3 separate regions of the Homo sapiens genome follow, and all the other regions are linked to region 1. A link is a loop called in an ENCODE intact Hi-C map of the cell type or tissue named here. Cell type or tissue: heart left ventricle. All regions are shown on one strand. Region 1 overlaps UBR4 (ubiquitin protein ligase E3 component n-recognin 4). Region 2 overlaps UBR4 (ubiquitin protein ligase E3 component n-recognin 4). Region 3 overlaps EMC1 (ER membrane protein complex subunit 1).

Region 1 (5,000 bases):
AATTAGTCAGTCACAGAAGCACAAATACAACCTTGTATGGTTCCACTTCTGAGGTACTTAGGTAGTCAAATTCATAGAGACAGAAAGTAGAATGGTGGTCGCGTGGGGCAGGGAGATGGGAAAATGGGGACTTGGTGTTTAGTGGGTACAGTGTTTCAGTTTGGAGAGATGAAAAAGTTCTGGACGTGGATGGTAGTAAGGGTTGCAGAATAATGTGTATGTGCTTAATGCCACAGAACTGTTCATGTAAAAATGGTTGAAATGGTAAATTTTATGTTGTGATACTTTACCACATAAGAAAAGTAAAACAAAAATAGTGCTTGGTACCTAGTACTAGTACCTTCTAAATGTTAGCTCTCTTAATAATTGTATTATTGTTTAATATTATTATTGCAGTCTCTTGGTTCATTTGTTCAATACATATTCATTGAGCACCTACTATGTGCCAGGTACTATTATAGACACTGAGGAAATAAAGATAACTTGAGTTAGTGTGGGATCATGAAAAAGGAGGGAGATAGGCATAGGACATTTTGCAGAGATCATGGGCCATTATTTGAATGGGGTGAAGAGCATGGAGAGGAAGGAGTCTTGGATATTGCCTGAGTTTAAAACTCAAATGAAACTAGAAGGATGCTATTGTCATTAATAGAGACAGGAAAGTCAGGAAGGGGAGTTGGTTTGGGGGTAAGAGAGATTGGGTTTTGTTTTGTTTTTTTTTAGAGGTGGGGATGTTACTGTATCTCCCAGGCTGGTCTTGAACTCTGGGCTCAAGCAGTACTCTTGCCCTCAGCCTTTTGGGACTATGTGTGTGTGCCATCATGCCCGGCTGGTCCGTCCTTCTTTCCTTCCTTCCTTCCATCCGTCCGTCTTCCTGATGGGGTCTCGCTATGTCGCCCAGGCTGCTCGAACTCCTGGCCCAAGTGATCTTACCACCTCAGTCTCCCGTATAGCTGGGACTGTAGGTGTGAGCCACTGTGCTCGGCCTAAGGTTTCAGTTTAACTATGATGAAGTTTTGGGGTGCCAGTGTCTAGAAAATAGTTTGGAATGTGAGTCTGAAATTGAGGAATTAAATTGGGGCAATTTTTGAAGTAATGAGAAACAGTGAGACTAGCAAGATAGCTGAAGGCTGAGGCTGAACCCTTAGAAATGCCAGTATGAAAGAGGAGTGGAGGAAGGGAGGACTCAGCCAGAGTTCTGCTGCTAGATGGACTGTGGTGCAGTTTGACTTCTTAGAGAGTCAGTTACCTTACTTAGAGCTGAGAAGGAAGGATAGGGGTGGAAGGGAAAGACCAGGTTCCTATGGAATGTTAACTCATTTTTGTGGCTCTGAGGACTGAAAAACTGACACAAAGATGAAAAATGAGCAAAAAAAAGCATTAAAAATAGCATTATAAGGAATATATGTTACTTATCCATATATATGGCTAGGTACGCCCCTTGATTTGAACATTTAGATTTTTTTTCCTGATTTTTCCATTATTAGAATTGTGCTACAGTTAGTATTTTTCATGTAGCTCAGGTAGGTTTTTTTTTTTTTTTGAATTGTTTCATTTAACTTAGGAATTAAGAAGTTGTTTATGACTTTGTTGAGCATGGTGGTTAAGAATGTGGTTTTAGAGGCTGGGCGCCGTGGCACTTGGGAGGTGGGTAGATCACCTGAGGCCAGAAGTTCGAGACCAGCCTGGCCAACATTGTGAAACCCCGTCTCTACTAAAAATAAAAAAATTAGCCAGGCATGGTGGCACACGCTTGTAATCCCAGCTACTCGGGAGGCTGAGGCACAAGAATTGCTTGAATCCGGGAGGTGGAGGTTGCAGTGAGCTGAGATCGTGCAACCGCACTCCTGCCTGGGTGATGGAGTGAGACTCTATCTCAAAAAAAAAATAAATAAATAAAGAACATGGTTTTAGAGATAAACCTGGCTTTACCACTTAGAGACCTTCACCATCCCTTATCAGTGACATGGAGCACATAATACTTCCTGTCTCTGCCTGGCACATCCGGTGTGACAACAAAGTATGCTCTGCATTTAGCTCAACCTATGGTAACTGTGTAGTCCACGGAAACTGCTCTTGAGGCCAGCGACATTTTGCGAAACATTCATTTCCAGGGAAGAGTCCTTGAGGATGTAGTATAAAAATATAATTTAATTTGGCAGACTTAGAAATTTATCCTACATCCCACAGTAACCATGCTTTGTGTCTTCTGAAGCCAAGTGAGAAAGCAGGCATTTGTCTGGTTTTCCATTGGCATCCTGCTCAGTGTGTGTGTGTGTGTTTGAGAAGATAATTTGCAGCTTAGTTACTGGGCTGAAAATGAAGCTCACTTGAAAGACATGCTCCACCTGGAGGTGAAGAACAGCCTTGTTGAGTTCTGGGTGCCTTGAGATCTCATAGGCAGAATTTCTCTGCGAATACTGCGGATCTCTAAATTGTTGGATCTTCCCCTTTTGGGTGTTATTTGTATTATGTAACTGATTATTAAAGAAAAACTATTAGCTATTACAGTTGTTCAAGAAGTTTGCTTTCAAAGGCAACAACTTCTCATGTTTTGTCCATTTACAAAATTATCCTGATTCTGGTATCTCAATGCTTTTCTCTTTTTTCAGGAGCCCATATCTGACACTCATTAACTATAAATGTTAATGAGGTTAGATCAGTAAGTTTTCACTTATGTTTTTCTCATTTGTTGACCTAAATGATCTTTATCCAAACTATTCCAAAATCTGAATTTCTGGGTCCTTCTTTCTTTAAAATATTCTGTTCAATATTAAACAAACAAACGTTTGAGAACATGAGTAACCTTTTGACTTTATCCCGTATCTGTTTGCTAATGTTCTGTTCCATGTCTTTCTTGTCAGAACACACTGTTGCAGCAGCTAGGAGTGGCTCCTTTTTCTGAGGGCCCTTGGCCCTTGTACATTCACCCTCAAAGCCTCTCTGTGCTTTCACGCCTCCTGCTCATCTGGCAACATAAAGCCAGTGCTCAAGGTGACCCTGACGTCCCAGAATGCCTTAAAGTTTGGGACAGGTAAGATGTCTGTAAGAGAAGGCCTATAGAGAAAGTTATTTCCTTTTTTATTTGTTTGACTTCTTTGTAGTTAATCTGTGGCTTTGAGGCTTTGCTGTAATGATAATGTTTAGAGTGGGGAGGGTAGAAGAGGGATGGACTTGGAGATGTGCTGTTAAAAAACAAGTATGTCAACTTTGGTCTGGAAATAAATCTCCCTGTAGCACATGGGGGATTTGGTTATAATTATGCGATGGAACCACAATCTTGAACAGAACCAATTTTATCCTGACCTGCTTTTTTGAAAGACAAGCAGGGAAGCCAGCTCTGTCCTTGGTTATTTTGCTTTCAACATGAAACCACTTAGGGGCACTTGCAGTGTTTTTTGGAGAAATTTTAAAGAATTTTTTTCCTTGGGGGAAGCTCAGATTAATCATCTAAATCCACTTTAGATGGACCTGTATTTGCCATTTTTGTTTACATGGTTAGAAGTCTTCAAAGCAGTTTGTTTTCCTAAAAGGCTTTGCTTTCTGTTCCCCATTGTAGGATCAAATAGCTCTAATGCTGGATTTGAGAAAGCATAAACCTTCTTGAGTGCCAAAGACCCGCTATATTTTTCCTGGTGGAATCTTGCAAAAAGGCTGAGAGGGTCGAGGGGTGCAATGAGGGAAACCCTTGTTAAACACACAAATCTCTTTCCTAATATTAAAACACAAATCTCTTTCCAAATAGCCAAAGGCAATGGAAACAGTTGGCTACATTCATTCCTTTTTTGCATTAAAGCTCTTCTGACAAATTCTCTGAATAGTATATTTTCTTTTTTATTGCTTTATAGTCTATCGAGTTATTTTTGACTATTATCATGCAGTGATTTTTAACCTGTAGTATAAACTCTCAAAACTAGAATTAAATGATAGAATCAAAATATGGGGAAAAGTAATTGAACTGGTTCACCTGTCCAAGTTTGTTAATCAGAAAGGAACAATAGCAACATTTTTGTGGGGGAGCTTGTAGTACTTTTCATGGCCACAAATGACAGGGTGGGCATTAACACGCCTGTGTTAAGGCTTGCCTCAAGCAATCCTCCCCTCGACCTCCCAAAGTGTTAGGATTATAGACTGAGCCACTGTGCCTGGCTGGCCAAGTCTGACTTTTTTTAGCCAAAATTTAGTTTCTGTCTTGTCTTTACCATGTAGCCTTTTTTTCTTCCTTAATTTGTTATCTTACTGCCTGGGTTTAGGAAATTTAACTCTTCTAGTGCTTGACATTATAACTCCTGGGGAATGCTCTTTTTCCCACCAGATATAGTCATCTTTTCTCTCTGGTAGGTTTTTGTCTACAATGAAGCAGAATGCCCTGCAAGGTGTGGTGCCCAGTGAGACAGAGGATCTGAATGTAGAACACCTGCAGATGCTCCTCCTCATTTTCCACAATTTCACCGAGACAGGCCGGCGGGCCATATTGTCGCTTTTTGTCCAGATCATCCAGGAGTTGAGCGTCAACATGGATGCTCAGATGCGCTTCGTGCCGCTTATCTTGGCTCGCCTCCTTCTCATCTTTGATTATCTGCTTCATCAGTACTCCAAAGCCCCTGTGTATCTATTTGAGCAGGTACAGACCAACACGTTCTTTTTTGCTTCACCATTACTGAGAACTTTATTCTTCTCAATGGTTACCATGATCCGCAGCCCAAATGACCTACCCACTTTAGGTTTTAGGTTTTGGTAGGTTGATGGGTAGGATTAGGAGGACCACTGAGACTTTGTACTTGATGTTTAGCCAGAAGTGATACATGTAGATTACTTGATTTGATGCATTTTTTGAAAGTGGAATGTAGGCTGTGTTCAAAGGCATTCTCCCACGAATTGCCCTGCTCTACCTGTGTCTGATGCAGTGCCCTGAGCATCGGCCCTTGATGAGTATTTGTTAGTGGTTGAATGACAGTCAAGTAGTAAATTTTATGGATTGGTAAATTCCTTTGTTGTAA
Region 2 (5,000 bases), 66 kb after region 1:
AAACTGGCTTCCTATTATATGCCAGATTTCTTTTCCTTAGAGTAACCACTTAATTGCCTTAGAAAAATACATGGGACAGTCTTCCTCTTTGTCTCATCAGACTGTTATCACTGAGGGTTAGATGAGAAAATCTCAAGGCTGTCTGTCTTTCCTAGGCCAGCTCGCTGGCACAAAGCCAAGAAGGTTCAGCTGACCCCTGGACAGACAGAGGTGAAGATTGACCTGCCGTTGCCCATTGTGGCCTCCAATCTGATGATTGAGTTTGCAGACTTCTATGAAAACTACCAGGCCTCCACAGAGACCCTGCAGTGCCCTCGCTGTAGTGCCTCGGTCCCTGCCAACCCAGGAGTCTGTGGCAACTGTGGAGAGAATGTGTACCAGTGTCACAAATGCAGGTAAGTCATTGGTCATCCCCTAGGCCAGGGCTGTGCACATTCCTTGTTATTTTTCTGTAGTAGTGTCAGTGTGAGCAATTACAGTGTCTGATTCCCTCAGAACATTTAGAGAATTATGGGTTTGTAGAGTGGGTTCAAGGGTAGAAAGGGAGGAGGAAGAAGAGAGAGTGAGTGAGTGTGTGTGTGTGTGTGTGTGTGCATGTGCACACGAGTGTGTCTGTCCTGTGGCAGGGGTGGAGGGTAAGGGCGGAGGGAGGTCCAGAAGTTTAGCTCTGGGTCTTGCTTTCTTGTTACCTGGCTGCTTAAGTCATTCATTTGTTATTGTCCCTTCAGTAGCCCCTGCAGTAGTTACCAGAGTATATAAATGTGGCACAATCCATTTCCTCAGAGTGACCCCCACCCCACCCAGCCTTGTCACCTTACTGACCCAAACGCTTTGGTTACTCAGATCCATCAACTACGATGAAAAGGATCCCTTCCTCTGCAATGCCTGTGGCTTCTGTAAATATGCCCGCTTCGACTTCATGCTCTATGCCAAGCCTTGCTGTGCAGTGGATCCCATTGAGAATGAAGAAGACCGGAAGAAGGTGAGGCCAGATCTGGCCTAGACTCAGGGCTGTGGCCTTGATCTGGACTTTGGGCAGACCTGGTGCAGTGCAGTGCACTTTACTTTCTAGCCTAAGCCTTCTTCGACTCAACACCAGTTTCAGGGCCCAGCTTTTGGGTGGGAGCAAAGAATGGCATGAGGTATATTGTATTGAAAGACATGGTTTGCATAGGATTTTAGAAAAGTGTTGATTGGTAATGAAACTAGAGTATCTCCAGGTACAGATAACTTTGGATTTGGATGCTTTGCCCTGCATTTCTTCCACAGACTGCTTCATATTGAGGCTGCTGGCCCTCCCTCAGTATTAGATTGTCCAGTGCTAGTTCCCAGCCTGCATAATATGGGCAGGGGCGGGGGGAGGTTCTAGATATTAAAGAACAGTGAAAAAGGGGCACCTATAGGGTTAACAGAAGAACATTTAGCTTTGGAGTCAGAAGGACAGAAATTCTAATTCCAGCCATACTTTTAATACTTGTGTAACCTAGTATAAGTTACTTCTCTCAGCATTGTATTATTATATATCACAGATGTGTATTGTATTTTTATTAGAAATAATATACCCACCTCACAGGAAAGATTATTGTGAAGAACAGAGATAATGTATGAAACACAGTGCCTGACCTATAGGAAATGTTCTGGTAAATGGTTAGCAGTGAGGATTACTCAGGGAAAGTCATCAGCCAAAAAGCCTTCACTCAGTCCCTGTCTTTTCCTGTCTAGGCTGTATCCAACATCAATACACTTTTGGACAAAGCTGATCGAGTGTATCATCAGCTGATGGGACACCGGCCACAGCTGGAGAACCTGCTCTGCAAAGTGAATGAGGCAGCTCCAGAAAAGCCACAGGTAGTCCCACGCTGCAAAGGGCATTTGGATAAGGGCTTGGGTCTTGATCAGAAGACTGCCTCCTAGGTGAGATCACCTTAGGTGGGGAGCCTGACAGCTTACCTCTTGGGGTTGCAGGATGACTCAGGAACAGCAGGGGGCATCAGCTCCACTTCTGCCAGTGTGAATCGTTACATCCTGCAGTTGGCTCAGGAGTATTGTGGAGACTGCAAGAACTCTTTTGATGAACTCTCCAAAATCATCCAGGTAGAGAGCGGGGAGCAGCTTTTGGGTGTGTTTTGTCCAAGTGTTACTGGTGTTGTTTTCACAGCAGTCCTGCTGCTCTCTCATCTAGCAGTCCAGGTCTTGGTGTTGTCCCTGCCCAATCTAGCTGAAAAGGCAGGCAGATGGCTGCACCAAACGGCATCTCCCCCACCGTGATTTATGGCGCTGGTCAGAATGCTGAGTTCATGCTAGATAACTGAACATACTGGTGATGGGAAGGTAACACAGATAAGGGTTTTTTTTAGCCATTAACAACCCATCTCTTAGTAGAGGGGTTACTGGTCTTAAAAAATTTGATGCCAAGATTCTGTTCCCTCTTCTGATAACGCCGTGTTTGCAGGCTGTAGGGTAAGGGCATACCAACTGCAATCAACCAGGGTGGGCCTTGTGTCAGTTGCAATGTCACAGACCTAATCTCCATGAGATGGGAGGCTGGCCATAGACAGAGGTACCTCATATAAGGAGAGCATCCAGTTTACCTTCCCCCTCAACCCCAAATTGCTGGAGTGCCATCTTTGCTACACGTGTATTAGCTTCTGACCTTTGTCTTTGTTACATGGGAGTTAAGAGCATAAGCCTGCCATCTGAGTCTGAGTTCTGACTCTGCCACTTATCTTGGTCAAGCCACTTTCTCCAAGCTTCAGTTTCCTTCTCTGTAAAATGGAGATAAAGCATCTAACCAGTTGGGTTATTGAGAAGATTAAGTTATATAATGCATGTAAAGTTTTTTCTAAAGCAAAACTAATTTTCTAATTAACATCCTCTTCTTATTTTAATTGCTAATTCCCATTATTGTTGCCTTTTTGTTCTTAGAAAGTCTTTGCTTCGCGCAAAGAGTTGTTGGAATATGACCTACAGCAGAGGGAAGCAGCCACTAAATCATCCCGGACCTCCGTGCAGCCCACATTCACTGCCAGCCAGTACCGTGCCTTATCCGTCCTGGGCTGTGGCCACACATCCTCCACCAAGTGCTATGGCTGCGCCTCGGCTGTCACAGAACATTGTATCACACTACTTCGGGCCCTGGCCACCAACCCAGCCTTGAGGCACATCCTTGTCTCCCAGGGCCTTATCCGGGAGCTCTTTGATTATAATCTTCGCCGAGGGGCTGCGGCCATGCGGGAGGAGGTCCGCCAGCTCATGTGCCTCCTAACTCGGTCAGTACCTACACCATGGTTATGGGCCTAGTGGTTCCTACTGACACTGGCAGCCATGCCAGGAGCGTTAGAGAGTGCACAGAATAGTGCTTCTGACCACCCAGCAAGTTAGGTAGCTTATAACAAAGGAAAGATGGAAAGAGACACAGGGTGTAGGTGAGCGAGCTTGGGGAGCATTGAAACCCAGGTTTCCTTGTAAATGGCATGATTGGCTTGTGCTTTTTTGGTTCCAGTACAGTGTCTTGAGGAAACTCTCCCTGAGGCCTTGTGAGGGAAGGGAAGGGAGACACTTGAACTCGAGAAAGACTCACATGAAAGAAGCAGAGCAGTGGGGCCTGGAGATTAAGAGCTTGGACTCTGGATTGGAAAGGCTCAGTTTCAGTATCTGATACCTTGTACTATACGCCTTGGACAGATTCCTTAATTTCTCTGAGTCTGTGTTTTCCTCATCTGAAAAATACTGACAGTAGGCTGGGCACAGTGGCTCTTGCCCGTAATCCCAGCACTTTGGCACCTGAGGCTGGCAGATCACTTGAGGTCAGGAGTTCAAGACCAGCCTGGCCAACATGGTAAAACCTCGTCTCCATTAAAAATACAAAAATAGGGCCAGGTGCTGTGGCTCATGCCTGTAATCCCAGCACTTTGGCAGGCCAAGGCGGGTGGATCACCTGAGGTCGGGAGTTCAAGACCAGCCTGACCAACATGGAGAAACCCCATCTCCACTGAAAATACAAAATTAGACAGGTGTAGTGGTGCATGCCTGTAATCTCAGCTACTTGGGAGGCTGAGACAGGAGAATCGCTTGAACCTGGGAGGCGGAGATTGTGGTGAGTCGAAATCGTGCCATTGCACTCCAGCCTGGGCAACAAGCGAGACTCCGTCTCAAAAAAAAAAAAAAAATACAAAAATAGGGCTGAACAGGCTCACACCTGTAATCCCAGCACTTTGGGAGGTCAAGGCAGGCAGATCACGAGGTCAGGAGTTGATCATGAGGTCATGGCAATGTCTCAGCAGTGGGCTGCATGCCTAGGAAGTAGCAAGTGGGTAGTTGAGAGCAGGCACCTGCCAGGAATGCTAGGGCATCACAAGGAACCCGTGTAGCTGGAGACAGGGATGCAGTAGGGAAGACTCGGGAGGAGGCTTAGGTCAGAGGGTGCGAGGGCCAGATCCCATAGGGTCTTGTGGGCCTCTGTAAGGACTTTGGGGCTTATTCAGTATGTTGGGAAGCAAGAGTGAGTGATACGGTTTGTGTTTTTTATTAATAGTGGGAACATTGTTACAAAGAGACGTAAACTGGAATATGAGGGCCTTGTGGAAAATGAAATGCAGGCAGATGGAGAAGACAGGGAAAGAGTTGTGACCAAGACTGAGAGTGGACGTCTAGGTTTTGGAGACTGTGTCACACCAGACAGCAGGGGCTCTGTCGCCTGGGACATGGGCCCCATAAGGTGGTGCTGCTCTTCCCTCAGTTAGCTTCTGTTCATAGGCAAGGCGGCTGTAATGGGCCCTTTATTATTACCGACCACGGTTTTGTGAAGCTAAAGTTCTAGTCTTGCCCCGGGAAGGAAGTAGAAAATTTGGGGCCAGGTAGCCTTAGACATTGATTTCATTTTCCCTGGGCCCCTTCAGGTGGAAAGGAGTGTCACACCTGATTGTGAATTATAGGACTCCATTTCTATTTGCTTCTGCAGAGACAACCCAGAAGCCACCCAACAGATGAATGACCTGATT
Region 3 (5,000 bases), 62 kb before region 1:
CTGCAAAAAACACATTATTCTACTTTGCAGTAAACTCTCAGATACCCTCACTTAATTACCTACACTGGCCGGATGTTTTTAGGCACTAAAATAAGGGAAATAGAATTTATGATCACTATTTTTCTTGTGAATTGGATGGATTTTATTAATCTTATTGTTGTTTGTTTATATGTTTGATGGGGTGGTAGTGGGGCCTGGACAGTAGTGGCCCCTCTTAACCCCTTCTACCCTCATTACCCCGTGAATGGGACTGGATCACTGCCAGTTAGCTATACTCCTTCACTCCCTCGAGATAAAATTGGACATTGCTGTGCAAATGAAGAGCTCTTCATTTATTTCTTAGTCTTCTGGGTTGCCACCTTTTGTTCATAGTAATGTCTAACTTTCATGTCTCTCAGTGTGGCGCCATGTTGACAAGGGCACGGCAGAAGGGGCTGTGGATGCCATGCTGCTGCACGGACAGGGTAAGCAGAGTCCTCCCGTGTCTCCATTGTGCGGCCAGCTCCCTGTCCCATTCCTTGGCTCCTTGATCTGTACAGGGTCTGGTAGGGAAAGGAGACTGGGGACTCCTGACAGTGAAGGACAGGTACCTGTTTAACATGTATTTGCATCCAGAAATCAGAGGTGAGGCCACTGCTCACAGTGGGACCCTAGGAAGCGACAGAGCAAGTGGGAAATGACTTCACCACGATCTTTTCTTTTCCAGATGTGATCACTGTGTCCAATGGAGGCCGAATCATGCGTTCCTGGGAGACTAACATCGGGGGCCTGAACTGGGAGATAACCCTGGACAGTGGCAGGTAGGGGAGAAACTGGATTTTATCTTGACTGAGTTAAAGGCTTCACCGGAACACAGATCTGCATAGACAGCAACTCTGGGCTTTTGGCTTTTTCCCAGGGACCACTGAAGAGCCAGCCATTGACATTGAGTACCCATTGTGGATATGCTTGCTCAGCCAACATGTATTGAGCGCCTGTTAGATGCAGAGTTTCTAGGTGCAATGTTTGCGCTTGTGCTTGAATGCTGTTCCTAATTTCACTGTGATTCGTGAGTTTTGCAATGTTCCAGATATAAGAACATAATATAAAACTTCCACTGTTTAGTTTTGTTTAAAGAACAGCCTGACCTATTGTTAACATCTTTGCTAAAGTTGTTTATTTTTATTTATTGAGTTTTTTGAGACATAGTTTCACTCTGTCACCCAGGCTAGAGTGCAGTGGTGTGATCTTGGCTCACTGCAACCTTCACCTCCCAGGTTCAAGCAGTTCTCGTGCCTCAGCCTCTCCAGTAGCTGGGATTATAGGCATGTGAACCACGCCTGGCTAATTTTTGTATTATTAGTAGAGACGGGGTTTCACCATGTTGGCCAGGCTGGTCTCGAACTCCTGACCCCGTGATCCTCCCACCTCAGCCTCTCAAAGTGTTGGGATTACAGGCATGAGCCACCGGGCCTGGCCCCTAAAGTTGTTCAAATGATAGGGTCATTTGTATTAGCTTATACATTTTCTGATAGTAATTCATTTGGTAAACACGTGCTGAGCCCCAGGCGATGAGAACACATGGGACTGTGAGACAGTTGCTGTCATTGAGGATTCCGCTGTCCATTGGGAGGCAGGCAGGTAGCACAGTAATGACAGCACTGTCTCATGGATATGTGGCAGAGGGTAGGTCCAGTTGCTGTGAAGTCCCAGGGGAAGGAGGGAACAGCCCTTAGGAGATACAGATGGTTTCAGGGAAGCAAGTAGTGTGGCCAAATGGTTGCAAGTGCAGAATCTCAAGTTGACTAACAAGAGGCAGAGCCAGGGTTAGGATCCAGCTGTGTTTGACCCCAAAGCCTGTTTTCTTACCCACTAAGCAACAGTGGGTACTGTTCTGGACTGTCTCTCCCAGCCTGAGGCTCTGCAGGTGTGGGCTGCTCTCAACCTGTACTTGTGTTCAGTTTCCAGGCACTTGGGCTGGTTGGCCTGCAGGAGTCTGTAAGGTACATCGCAGTCCTGAAGAAGACTACACTTGCCCTCCATCACCTCTCCAGTGGGCACCTCAAGTGGGTGGAACATCTCCCAGAAAGGTAAGGCTGCCTGCTCACAGGCAATAGCTGCCTCGTTCTACTCTCTAGGAGCTCCTCTTTCTCCTCGAGGGACCCGAAGCATTTGCTTTAACCCAGGCCTGTCTCTTGTTGGTGTTCCATGGAGTGTGTTGCACTCAGAATATCTTGAAGGCTGTGAGTATGGGTGAAACTCCGGAGTATGCCTGGAGTTTCCTTTGCACTGAGGAGAACACTCTCAAACTGGGGTGCTAGGGCGAGCCATGCTACGGGAGCCACTCACTCGCTCATGGTTATGGTACTTTGTGCCTTCTGACTTCTAGTTCAAGTTCTAGTTCTAGTTCTAGTTCTGACTGAGCCTTTCGTTCATATTAAGAGTTAGAACAACTCAAGAAGACCCAGGGTAGGCTGAGTGAGGTGTGAAATGGTTTCTCGAGGTCCTGCTGGTAGAAAGCATCGAAATTGGGAAGGAACAAGAGAGAAGGAACAAGATAAAAGGATCTACTTAGACACCCTGTGGCCATTTTCAAAGTTTAGAGCAGGACTCAAAACTTCAAATTCTGGCCTGGCATGGTGTCTCACGCCTGTAATCCCTGCACTTTGGGAGCCTGAGGTGGGTAGATCACTTGAGCTCAGGAGTTCAAGACCAGCCTGGGCAACCCCATCTCTACAAAAAGTACAAAAAATTAGCCAGGCATGGTGGTGCGTGCTTGTGATCCCAGCTACTTGGGAGGCTGAGGTGGGAGGATCACCTGAGCCTCGGGAGGTAGAGGCTGCAGTGAGCCGTGATCGCACCACTGCACTGCAGCCTGGGTGACAGAGTGAGACGCTGTCTAAAAAAAAACACAACAAAGAAAATGCTATGAGGCGGGTTATGAAATATCCATGAGCAACACTGGCTGGATGGGAGCTGCAGTGCTCCTGGCCTGCCTGGAGGGGGCAGCCTTACCCACCTGATTGGTGCTCTGTATTTAGGCCTAGTGTTGCCACATCTTCTAACCGTAGGAAAATTTAGAAATCTGATTGTGAAGTATAATATCTTCTAAATGTTGACAACTAATTCAAATTAAGAACAACAACAACAAAAGCCCCCAAACTGTGTGAGCCAAACAAAACCTATTTGGGAATTACTAGTTTGTGACATCTGGCTGAGGCCTGGCAGCCCCTGAGGATAATCCTGTCCTGGGTTGAAAGCTGACGCTGCGGTTTCTTCTTCCCTCTCTTAGTGACAGCATCCACTACCAGATGGTGTATTCTTACGGCTCTGGGGTGGTGTGGGCCCTCGGAGTTGTTCCCTTCAGCCATGTGAACATTGTCAAGTTTAATGTGGAAGATGGAGAGATTGTTCAGCAGGTACAGGAGGGTGACAGGAGCCTGTGAATAAGGTGGGGTTGGGGGAGACTTGATAGATTTCTTTGTACTGGGGAACAGGGAACTTGGCTGGGCAGATGCAAAAGCTACTTATGCTCCCTCATTCTGGTCACTTGCCAGCTGCCTTCCCATTAGGCCTCTATTTAAAGTACTCATATTTGCATGTGTTATCTTCTGGGGTGGCTAAAAAATTACATAGATCTAGTCTCTGCCTGTAAGTATCTTACAGTGCTGTGAAATCACAGTAGGACACCACATATGGCAAATATAGTAAAGAAGTGCTGATTCTGAAGTGCCAGGTATTTAAAATTATCGGATATATTTTTCCAGTGACCAGAAAGAAAATCCTGATATTTTTTCCAACTTTGAAGGCTCTCAGGAGGTTGGAGGGTGGGGTTTCAGGGGACAGGAAGAACTCCTATACAACCAACCATGAAGAACCTTTGAGCTTAGGACCCCCAGTGGGATGCTGGCAGCAATATTGCTGTTGGGCTGAGAGGGAAATGTAAAAATCTTTCACGAGCTTCCTGTTAACGATGACTTTTCTGTAGGTTAGGGTTTCAACTCCGTGGCTGCAGCACCTGTCTGGAGCCTGTGGTGTGGTGGATGAGGCTGTCCTGGTGTGTCCTGACCCGAGCTCACGTTCCCTCCAAACTTTGGCTCTGGAGACGGAATGGGAGTTGAGACAGATCCCACTGCAGGTGAGAGGCTGCCACTGCTTCTTCTGGCCTGAGGCATTTCCTGCGGGGAGTAGAAAGTTTGGCATGATTCCCCTGGAGGGTCTTTCTCCTAGACTCTTCCTGAGCAGTGGAAGCCATTCAGGCCTCTGGCTGAACTGGTGTAAGAGGAAATCAGTCACTTTCCTCTTTGGGGAACTTGAACTGGAGCATTTGGAGCCACCTGCCATGGCCCAGTTACTTCCCCCGGCAAAGTAGGGCAGAGGTTGTGAGCCTGGGATGGGTCAGGGAGTCGTCAGCTGTTAGCCATAATCCTCCTCCTTCTTGCCTTCCAGTCTCTCGACTTAGAATTTGGAAGTGGATTCCAACCCCGGGTCCTGCCTACCCAGCCCAACCCAGTGGACGCTTCCCGGGCCCAGTTCTTCCTGCACTTGTCCCCAAGCCACTATGCTCTGCTGCAGTACCATTATGGAACGCTGAGTTTGCTTAAAAACTTCCCACAGGTAACTGCAGGCAACATGGTTTGCTAGGATTCAGGAGATCTCTCCAAGACATGGATGCTAGAAGGCAGTGCTTTTGAATCTGGAAACGTTTGCTCTTAGGCCCAAGATTGATGACACCTTCCCGTAAGTGGTTTGAGAGGGGGTAGGTAGCCTTATCATAGAAATGGTGTATTTCCTCCTGAGTATTACAAAGGATCTTTAGAGCAAAACTAGTGCCTTCCTTAGTCCAAAGGAAATATGGGGACATAAATGAGAGCTTCCCCATAGATAGTAAGAACAAGCAGCATGGGATTTAAGATTGACCTGTGCCTGCGTTGGAGGTAGGGAGAGTTCTGTTTTCAGCTGTAGATGCAACTGAGGCCTCCCTCTGCTCTTAAATGCCTGACCATTCTGCTCCAAAGTGG

The links. Hi-C counts contacts between places; a loop is a spot of excess contacts. Peaks named below come from ENCODE experiments on the same cell type or tissue, not always from the same donor. Only the 100,000 strongest peaks of a DNase experiment are listed, where the experiment ranks them.
Region 2: a loop joins it to region 1, with 2.2 times the contacts of the local background. A loop is called at or near these places in 13 of 110 quality-filtered maps.
Region 3: a loop joins it to region 1, with 11 times the contacts of the local background. A loop is called at or near these places in 58 of 110 quality-filtered maps.

What each region holds. Positions count from the first base shown.
Region 1 is chr1:19,177,085-19,182,084 of GRCh38, reverse strand. UBR4 (ubiquitin protein ligase E3 component n-recognin 4) reads left to right here. Exons shown (of 106, transcript NM_020765.3): 18 at 2,865-3,034; 19 at 4,342-4,624. Among named protein-coding and RNA genes, the nearest start is that of UBR4, 31 kb to the left of the region's middle. In heart left ventricle, a CTCF peak has its summit at 2,337 (motif pointing left); no DNase peak of the experiment used is centred here; H3K27ac peaks cover 315 bases.
Region 2 is chr1:19,110,793-19,115,792 of GRCh38, reverse strand. UBR4 (ubiquitin protein ligase E3 component n-recognin 4) reads left to right here. Exons shown (of 106, transcript NM_020765.3): 74 at 156-395; 75 at 844-982; 76 at 1,723-1,848; 77 at 1,966-2,094; 78 at 2,926-3,269; 79 at 4,961-5,000. Among named protein-coding and RNA genes, the nearest start is that of UBR4, 97 kb to the left of the region's middle. In heart left ventricle, a CTCF peak has its summit at 1,968 (motif pointing right); no DNase peak of the experiment used is centred here.
Region 3 is chr1:19,239,414-19,244,413 of GRCh38, reverse strand. EMC1 (ER membrane protein complex subunit 1) reads left to right here. Exons shown (of 23, transcript NM_015047.3): 3 at 399-464; 4 at 707-800; 5 at 1,941-2,069; 6 at 3,272-3,398; 7 at 3,968-4,117; 8 at 4,429-4,596. EMC1-AS1 (EMC1 antisense RNA 1) reads right to left here. Exons shown (of 2, transcript NR_135114.1): 2 at 3,710-4,157. Among named protein-coding and RNA genes, the nearest start is that of EMC1, 9.6 kb to the left of the region's middle. In heart left ventricle, CTCF peaks have their summits at 2,770 and 2,980 (motif pointing right); a DNase peak (open chromatin) is centred at 2,976.